Regions from separate parts of the Homo sapiens genome. Here all the other regions are linked to region 2. A link is a contact called in ENCODE Hi-C or POLR2A ChIA-PET data. All regions are on one chromosome and are shown on one strand. The core of a region is the stretch at or near the end of the contact, and the rest is flanking DNA. Distances in the headings are between cores, read along the strand shown. Region 1 overlaps EFCC1 (EF-hand and coiled-coil domain containing 1). Region 2 overlaps PLXND1 (plexin D1). Region 3 holds the start of LINC02014 (long intergenic non-protein coding RNA 2014).

What was found. A loop is a pair of places that touch in the nucleus more often than their neighbours do. ChIA-PET counts read pairs that join two places held with the same protein, here RNA polymerase II (POLR2A). Pooled maps may share reads with other maps.
Region 1: a loop to region 2 is called in a pooled map, with 2.1 times the contacts of the local background. The contact joins two enhancer-like sites. A Hi-C loop is called at or near these places in 2 of 50 pooled maps. POLR2A ChIA-PET finds 5 or more read pairs at or near these places in 2 of 52 experiments (activated B cell and activated CD4-positive, alpha-beta T cell).
Region 3: a loop to region 2 is called in a map with no recorded cell type, with 5 times the contacts of the local background. The contact joins the promoter of LINC02014 here to the enhancer-like site in region 2. A Hi-C loop is called at or near these places in 1 of 37 single-sample maps with no recorded cell type and 2 of 50 pooled maps. POLR2A ChIA-PET finds 5 or more read pairs at or near these places in 3 of 52 experiments (CD8-positive, alpha-beta memory T cell, PC-9 and activated B cell).

The regions. Positions count from the first base shown.
Region 1 is chr3:129,014,578-129,017,481 of GRCh38, reverse strand. The region is part of intron 2 of EFCC1 (EF-hand and coiled-coil domain containing 1); the gene reads right to left. It also overlaps a transcript of CFAP92 not described here. Among named protein-coding and RNA genes, the nearest start is that of EFCC1, 15 kb to the right of the region's middle. RefSeq lists a silencer at 216-375 and enhancers at 1-478, 1,156-1,205, 1,226-1,335, 1,049-1,556. Within about 2 kb of position 1,626, at least 23 of the 41 ENCODE cell types and tissues checked have a DNase peak (open chromatin) inside an H3K27ac peak, as active enhancers do.
Region 2 is chr3:129,576,025-129,578,867 of GRCh38, reverse strand. PLXND1 (plexin D1) reads left to right here. Exons shown (of 36, transcript NM_015103.3): 9 at 435-539. Among named protein-coding and RNA genes, the nearest start is that of PLXND1, 29 kb to the left of the region's middle. RefSeq lists an enhancer at 1,455-2,181. Within about 2 kb of position 1,312, at least 23 of the 41 ENCODE cell types and tissues checked have a DNase peak (open chromatin) inside an H3K27ac peak, as active enhancers do.
Region 3 is chr3:130,093,054-130,095,753 of GRCh38, reverse strand. It overlaps LINC02014 (long intergenic non-protein coding RNA 2014), which reads left to right and starts at 1,450. Exons shown (of 5, transcript NR_146710.1): 1 at 1,450-1,606. It overlaps ALG1L2 (ALG1 chitobiosyldiphosphodolichol beta-mannosyltransferase like 2), which reads right to left. Exons shown (of 8, transcript NM_001136152.1): 4 at 2,594-2,653; 5 at 1,241-1,351. RefSeq lists an enhancer at 878-957.

The sequences.
Region 1 (2,904 bases), core at 377-2,876, 560 kb after region 2:
CCGGCCAAGGGTGCCTTGCTTTCGGCCTTGTGCGAGCTTGTGCAGAGAAGCCCGCCACGCCCGCCTGGACTTCCGGCCTACGGAATTATGAGGTCACAGGTGGGTGTTGTTTCAAGTCACTAAGAGTGTGGTGATCGGCTATGGTTGTGATAGAAACCAAATTCAGCCATCCAAACAACCACACCCCATCTGCTGTCAGCTCAACCCCGACTGTGGCCTTGTGCTCCCAGAGAGACTTGACTGGCCTGAGCCAATCATGAAGCCGCCTTCACGAAGCCTCAATCATGAAGCTTCCTTCAGATTGGTTTAGAAACAGGCATGTGATGCAATTCTGGCCAAAGAGAGGTGAGGGGAAGTCTGCCAGGAGGACCCGTGGATATGGCAGTGATGCCTGAGGCCATGGCAGCTCTCTTGCAACCATGAGGGGTCCTTGCTGACAGGCCAAAATGACAAGCTGAGGAAAACAGAGTGGAAGATGAATCAGGTCCTTGAAAACTTTACTGAACTGCCAAGGAACTGCTCTCCCCTGGACTTCTCACATGAGATAATAAATGTCCTTGTGGTTTAAGCCATTCTGAGTTGGGTTTTATGTTCTTGCAGCATAAAGCATCATCACTGATAAACCACTCACAGCACTGCTTGGGAGTGCAATAAGGTTGTACAGATAAAGTCCTTAGTGCAGTGCCTAACACCCAGTGAGTGCTCAAAAATGTTAGCTTTTGTTCCTTAATCAGTTCCGCCCCCTCCTGCCTCAGGCCCTGTACGAGTCAGGGTTTGACCAGAGAAGTGGGGCCAGTGTGTGGAATCCATCTACAGCCATGCCTGCAGCTGTAGCTCTGTCTCCAGGGCTTTATGACAAGCAGGTGGCCTGTGTGATCACGGGGGCTGGCTAAATGAGTCTGGAATCCACAGAAGGGAAGCTGGCAGGCAGGTGGAGCTCACGGGCACGGCTTATGGGCTTCCCCAGAGGCTCTAGACACGGGCGTGCCCATGAGCTCCACCTGCCTGCCAGCTTCCCTTTTGTGGACTTCAGGCTTGCTTAGCCAGCCCCCACAATCACACAGCCCACTTCCTTGTCATAAAGTCCTTCAGAAAGAGCTACAGCTTGTAGGCCTGGCTGTAGATGGATTCCACACCCTTCTGTCCACAGGTGGAACTTCTCTTTCACACAGAAGCCTGTTTGGCTCTTGAAGCCCACCCAGACCAGCCAGGATAATGTCCCTTACCTAAAGTCAACTGATGACAGACTTTAATCCATATGCAGAATACCTGTACAGCAACTGTAGCTTAGTGTTTGACCGGTTAACTTGCTGTAACCAAGGGAGCGGTCAAGGCATCACATCAAAGCCAGGGGGACGCATCAAAAGCCCATTACACCGCCTGGGCTCAGTTTATTCTGGAATAGATGAAAAATGTCACTGCTGTCTTTTTCTCTCTGCTTCCTATGCTCTGAGCCGCTCAGTGACTCAGCAAGTCTCAGGAAGCTGCAGAGCTGACAGGTCCCTCAGAACCCAGCCAGGCTACTTTGGGCCATCAGGCCACGGCCACGCTGCAGCACCTACTCTGGGAGGTCCTGGAGGTTCGCACACAGCGGCTTCCTTTGCTGCATGGCGTTTCCTGAGTGAAGCAGCCTTACAGGAAACAGAGAGCAACATGTGAAAACAAGAGAACAACAGCAGGAAGAACAGCTTGGGGTAGGGGGGCGGGATGCAGCAGAGGAAGGGCGGAAAATAAATCACAAGGGGTGGGGGGACAGTCCTCAGGGGTCCTCTGTGACTCCTCTCTGGTCCCTACCTGAATTCGGGAACCCCCCCAACTTTACTGAGCAGGGGATGGCGGTGGGAAGGGTGCAACAGGAGTGTGCGAGCAGACACGGACACTCAGCTCTCGGGGGCGCCGTGCAGGGTGTCAGCCTGGGCTGGGTGACTTCTAAGGCCCTGCCAGCCCAAGCTGCTGACTTGGTTCTTTAATTCACCGAAGGATGAAGTATTGAGCCAGCCACTGTCCTTAGCAATGGCATGGCCCCTGACCTCACAGAGCTTACCCCGCAACCTCCCCCCCCGAAGGAGCAGACCTCAATGAAGTCATCACAAAAATACATGAAGGACAGAAAAGTCCAGGGGCCGTGAAAGACGTTAGGAAGAGGCTGTAGATGGAGGTGGGGCCTCCCTAAAGAGTTGGGGTCTGGCAAGACCTGAAGGGTGAATGTGGATTGGTCAGGAGTAGGCTTGGGGATGGTGGAGGGAGCCGTATGCCCAAAGGGCCTGAGAAGGGGAGCCCTGGAGGGTCAGTGTGGCTGCAGGAGAGGATGGGAAAGGGCCTGGTCACTCACAGTCATGATGGTCACCAGAGGAGGTCACAGGAGAGTTGTGAGTGGGCGAGCCCGAGGTGGGATCTGGGTGTTGAAAAGATTAACCTGATGCTGTGTGGTCCGTGGTTCTGATGGAGCTGGGACACCAGTCAGGAGGCTAGGACAGCTGTCCAGGAGTGGTGCTGGGGCTGGGCTGGGTGGTGGGTGCGACTGGAGAGTAGCAGGTGGGTCTGAGCCACTTGGAGCTGAGACTTAGCAGGACTCCGTGTGTACAGGTGAGGAGGGCTCTTCACCTGCTCCTCCTCACTGGCCCCTCCTCACTGGCCCCTCGGCATCCAGGCTGGCTCCAACCTGCTCGTCCCCGTGCAGGCAGTGCAGACAAGCCAAGCTTGTGCCCAGCCCTGTGATTTTGCTATGGGAGTCACCTCCGCCCTGGATCACACAAGTCATGGCCCCACCTTGCCACTCAGGCCTCAATTCCAGGGTCACATCTCAGAGAAGTCTCCTGTGATGGGCTGGTTGTGTCTCCCCAATTCATATGTTGATGTCCAGACCCCCAGAGCTCCTCATAATGTGATCTTATTTGGCGATGG
Region 2 (2,843 bases), core at 63-2,562:
ACACGGGTCAGTCAGGAAGCTGGAGTTTCAGCCCTGGGGGCATCTCAGGGAGTGGGTGCAGCCCCCCTGTTCTACTATTGGGAAAGGTGAGGCCCAGAGACAGGGAGGAGCTGGGCCTGGAGTTCAGCCTCCCAGCCTCGTCTGAGGCCAGGGAGCACTCATGGAGGAAATTGGCCCCACCACTGGGCGGGTTATGCCATCTGCCTGTGCCCACCTTCCTCATCTTTAAACAGGGCCAATGCGACCTGCCCATAGGATGGAGGGTGGTGGCGAGTGGGAGGCACGGGGTGGGGCTGGTGGCCGTTAGGACTGAATGACTAGTGTTTTCTCCTCAGGAAGGCAGGACTGAACCAGGCAGGCTGGGGTGCAGTGAGTCCTCCTGCCTCTTCTCTGAAATGCCCCTGTGTCACCCTCTCCTTCTGTTTCCTCTGCAGAGCCCTCAGGACTGCCCCCGGACCCTGCTCTCACCCCTGGCACCCGTGCCTACGGGTGGCTCCCAGAACATCCTGGTGCCTCTGGCCAACACTGCCTTTTTCCAGGTAAGTAGAAGCCAGGCCAGCGCCGGGTGGGGCCAGGAGGAGGCCGGGGAGCACGCAGGCCACTAACTGCCCCCATGTCCTGGTGTGACCCCTGCTCTGGGCCCACTGCAGTGCTTTCGCACCTGTGTGGGCTTTGCTTTTCTTTCTCTGAGTTTCCACCTTCTGCATGAGGAAGCCCCACTCTGACTGCACGGGGCTGCAAGAAGAGGAAGTGGTGAGGGCCAGGCCAAGGGGGACAGCTGGGGGCCAACAGCTGCCAAGGGAAAGCCAGTGCCCCCAGGCTCTCCTGCCCCGTGCCACAGCCGGAGGGTGGACGCTGCCCTATCCTGTCCTCCCTTAGCCTGAGCTGTGACCCTGGACACACCCACCCACCGCCGAGCCCACTGCCCCGTGGGTGGCTTCCATGTCTTCCCTGCAGAATGACCAGAGAACCCCTTGGCCACCCCATTCCCCATTGTCCAGATGGGGAAGATGAGGCCCAGGAAGGAAAAGTAGATGACGCCAGATCACACAACACAGGGCTGGACTTGTGCTTAGCTCTGGACTCCCCAACCAGTGCTCGTCTTTGCAACTAGCCCCGCCCCCACCATCTGGGCTGGGGGTTGGGGACGCAGCTCCTTTCTGGACCCCTCCTGGAGGCGCGTCCTGGGTGGGAAGCGTTGACGAGTCCTGGAGGCGTGCCAGCCACCCCCCTCCCCACCTCCCTGGAACTCGCCATCTGTTACTTCCATGGAGGAGCTGAGGCCCGTGAGAGCTGTCACACGTGGTGGCCACGTGCCGGGCATCTGGGATGTGTCGGGAAGCCTCGTGGCAGGGGCTGGAGCTCTGGGAGGGCTAGGGTGGGGCCTGCCCTCAGCCCTCAAGCCCCACCCTGCAGGAGTTGGGGCAAGCGCCTCCAGGATCAGCCAGGGGGCTGGGTGGGTGGGCAGGATGGCTCTGCCCCTGGGCCGTGGGCGCCTGGGATGGGGAGGTGTGAGCCTGACTTGAGTCCTGCCGATTCTTCCCAGCTGTGTGGTGGGGCAGCCTCCACTCTGACCGAGCTGCAGGGGCGCCTGCCCTCCTGCTCCCCAGGGCCTGCTCCTAGAACACTGAAGTCAGGCCCAGCGGTGGGGGCCTGTTTGCTGAGCCTACACCCTGGGGAGCTCTGGGACGGGCCGGGTGTGCTGTTCTGAGGTGGCTGAGGACTAAGAGGAGGGACCCATCTCCAGCTCAGCATGGCAGGGGACAAAACGGGCTTTTGGCCCCGTCAGCAGCCACTTTCCTGTGTTAGCTTCCGGGCTGGGACCCCAGAAGCAGGGAGGTTGACCTGCATTCTCCTCAGGGTGTCACATCTGCCAGCCACAGGGACATAAACAGGAAGCTCTGCCACGCAGCTGGCTGGGTGCTTGGCGTAATACACAAAACCTGAGTCTGTTTACTCAGCAAATATGTATTGGTGCTGCTCCTGAGAAGGCCAGATGAGCCTGGGGAACTGAGCCTCATGACACAAACATTATTGGATACCTCCTGCATACTAATGATAGCAAGCACATATTAGGCCCCTACCGTGTGCGGCCCCTTGAGGTACACAATCTCCAGTTTTCCCAGCAACCCTATTCCCATTGTCCAGGTAGGAAAACCAAGCCTCAGAGAAGGGGTCAACTTGCATGAGGTCACATAGCTGGGACATGCAGAGGTGGGGTTTGAACCCAGGCCAGGGCTCTTCCAGCTGCTTTCTGCTGCCCTTGGGGGTGGTGTCAGAGCGGCCGAGCCCTGACCGTCCCCGGTTGGCGAGGGGACAGGTAAGCAGCCAGGCAAGAGGCTAAGGGTGATGCCTGGCACACAGGGATGGGGGCAGCTCTAGGAGCTTCGTAGTGCCCCAGCAGACACCTGAATAGTTGCTGCTGAGGGAATGAATGAGGATCAAGTGAGGCACACCCCTTTGATTTGAGGGCAGCATCTGGGAAGGCTTCAGAACAGGGGGCTTTTAAGCTGGATCCTGAAGGCTGTGTTGAGCTTTGCTGGGTGGTAGAAAGGAAGACAGGTGTTCAGGCGAGGGGAGGGCTCAGGCAAAGGCCGGGGCAGGAGAGTCTGGCCGTGTTGGGCGTTGGGGCACGTCTGAGCAGGGCCTGGTAGGGCAGGATGGGAGGTGGGAAGGCTCGAAGAGCAGGGGAACCCCGCTGGGAGTGGAGCCTTAGGAGCTGAATACAAGGCCCCTGGGTTAGATCACTGGGGATGCTGGAGAGGCTTTTAGTGGTGCTGAGCGCATGAGGCCAAAGTTCTTGGCATTCCTGCACTGCTTGCCTCCCTCAAACATTGGACGTG
Region 3 (2,700 bases), core at 201-2,700, 520 kb before region 2:
ATTGCAACCTCCACCTCCCAGGTTCACCTCCCACCTGTAATCCCAGCATTTTGGGAGGCCAAGGCGGGCGGATCACCTGAGGTCAGGAGTTCAAGACCAGCCTGGTCAACATGGTGAAACCCCATCTCTACTAAAAAAAAAAATGTAAAATTAGCGAAGCGTCATGGCAGGTGCCTGTAATCCCCGCTACTCAGGAGGCTGAGGCAGGAGAATCACTTGAACCTGGGAAAGAAGAGGTTGCAGTGAGCCAAGATCGCACCATTGCACTCCAGCCTGTGCTACAGGAGCGAAACTCCGTCTCAAAATAATAATAATAATAATAATAATAATAATAATAATAATAAACCACAGCACACCCACCACAAACCAGCTGTCAGTGTGAAAATAAAGCCAAATAGCTAAACATTTCTAAAGATTAGCTGGGGCCAGGCATGATGGGTCACACCTGGAATCCCAGCACTTAGGGAGGCCAAGGCGAGAGGATCACTTGAGGTCAGGAGTTCAAGACCAGCCTGGCCAACATGGTGAAACCCTGTCTCTACTAAAAATACAAAAATAAGCAAGGTGTTGTGGAGAGCTCCTGTAATCCTGTAATCTACTCGGGAGGCTGAGGTGGGAGAATTGCTTGAACCCAGGAGGCAGAGGTTGCATGAACTGAGATCATGCACTCCAACCTAGGCAACGGAGCAAGACTGTCTAAAACAAAGACTAGCTGGAGAATCCTGCCAGGAAAAGGCCCTCAGCCTCCAACAGCTCTGCTCACTCGAAGCTGGAAGATGTGGCTCTAGAGACGCATCAGGAACAAGCCACGACTCCCCACTTGGAGAAATCAATGGGGAAAGAGACGGAGGCAAAGGAGAACCATCTCACTGGTGAGGCGACGCTGTCTGACTCATCGTCCCTGTACCTCCCAAAGCCACTGCCCTCCCACACCTGGGCAACAGTGGCCCCAACCCCAGGCCCAGCCCTCTTGCAGGAAGGAAGAGGACTGAATGGAGGGCGTGGCAGGCTGAAAGGACGTGGCTTCCTCAAACCCCTTGGTAAAGGGCCTCTGGGGCCACCTGGCAGGGAGGGGCTGGCACACCAGGAAGTAGCCTTCTCCCGGGAGTTCAGCTAGAGCCCAGGTCCTGTCCCCAAGTGGCCTCCAGAGCCACCTTTTCAGAAAAGGTACACCCCGCCCACCCCTGTTCCCCCTGCATAAGGCCCCGCCTCCTCCCTGAGCCTCCTGCTGGCCTCTCACCTAGAAGCGGGGGTAGTCCTCGGCCCTCCAGCCAGGGGATGCAGACCTGGATGTGCTGGAAATGCTTCTGGTGGATGAGGCGGCTGTAATACTCCCTCAGAGGCCCTTTGCCTTCACAGAGAAGAGCAGACACTGCCATGAACCCGTCTCTGTCCCTGCCACATAGCCCCAGGCCCAAGACACTCCCCCCTAGGAGGGATCCTTTTCCCAGAAGCTCCACCCCTCGGCAGCTGCAGTCAGGCCCTATCTGGGCCTTTCCAGAAGCAACTCAGGAGCCCCAAGACCTGCAGGGGTATGTGCACCCTGACCCCTGATGCATAGCCCTGCACCTGCAACCAGCTGGCCTCGGGCTGCAAACAAGGCGGGGTAAGCACTGGCCTGGCACGCGACCACCCACTGGGTGGGCCCAGCCTTCTGTCTGTGTTGTGCACAGGGGACAAGAGGACTCCCTCTGCCCTGGCACAGCCCCCAAACCACAGGGCGCAGGTTCCAAGCCGCCCCTGCCCTGCCACAGCCCCCAGAGCACATGGCGCGGGTTCCAAGCCGCACCTGCCCTGCCACAGCCTCCAGAGCACATGGCGCGGGTTCCAAACCAGTCCTGGGAGCCTAGAGGCCAGAGGAGGGAGGAGAGCAGGACCAGCAGCTGGCCCAGACCCCGCCTCTTCCCACACCGCTTCCGCTTTTCTCCCTCCTCACTGAATCATCTTGAAAGGGCTCAGCAGCAGTAACTGGGACAGGGGCTCTTCTGTTTGAAAAATTAAAAGAAGCTTGGTTAAGGCACCAATGACATGGCCGGGCACAGTGGTTCATATCTATAATTTCAGCATATTGGGAGGCCAAGGCGGGTGGATCACCTGAGGTCAGGAGTTCAAGACCAGCCTGGCCAACATGGTGAAGCCCTGTTTCTACTAAAAATACAAAAATAAGCTGGGTGTGGTGGGCACTTTTAGTCCCAGCTACTCTGGAGGCTGAGGCATGAGAATTGCTTGAATGTGAGAGGCAGAGGTTGCAGTGAGCTGAGATCGCACCACTGCATCCCAGCCTGGGCGACAGAGTCTTTGTCTCAAAAAAAAAAAAAAGACACCAATGACATAACAACAAAAAAAAGATGCTTGGAAACTACTGAAAAAGTAGAAAGCTTGGTATCTACAGATTCAAATCTGGGCTCCCTGCCCTGCTGTGAAACCCTCTGAGCCTCAGTTTCCCGCATGTCAAGCAGTGTAAGACCCTATGGCAGAGAGCTGCAGTGAGGATTAAGGAGACAAGATCGTGGGAAGCACAGGGTAAAGGCTGTGTGCCCCTCCCCCTCCACCATCCCCCAACCAAACAGACACCCAGGGTCCCAGGCAGTACCTGTTATCACACAGACGAGAGAAGGAAGGTTCTGTCCGTCAAGAGTCAGTTGTTCAAACTCTGTGTTTAAAAAAAGAAACAATTCTACATGGAATTTCTGATTTAAT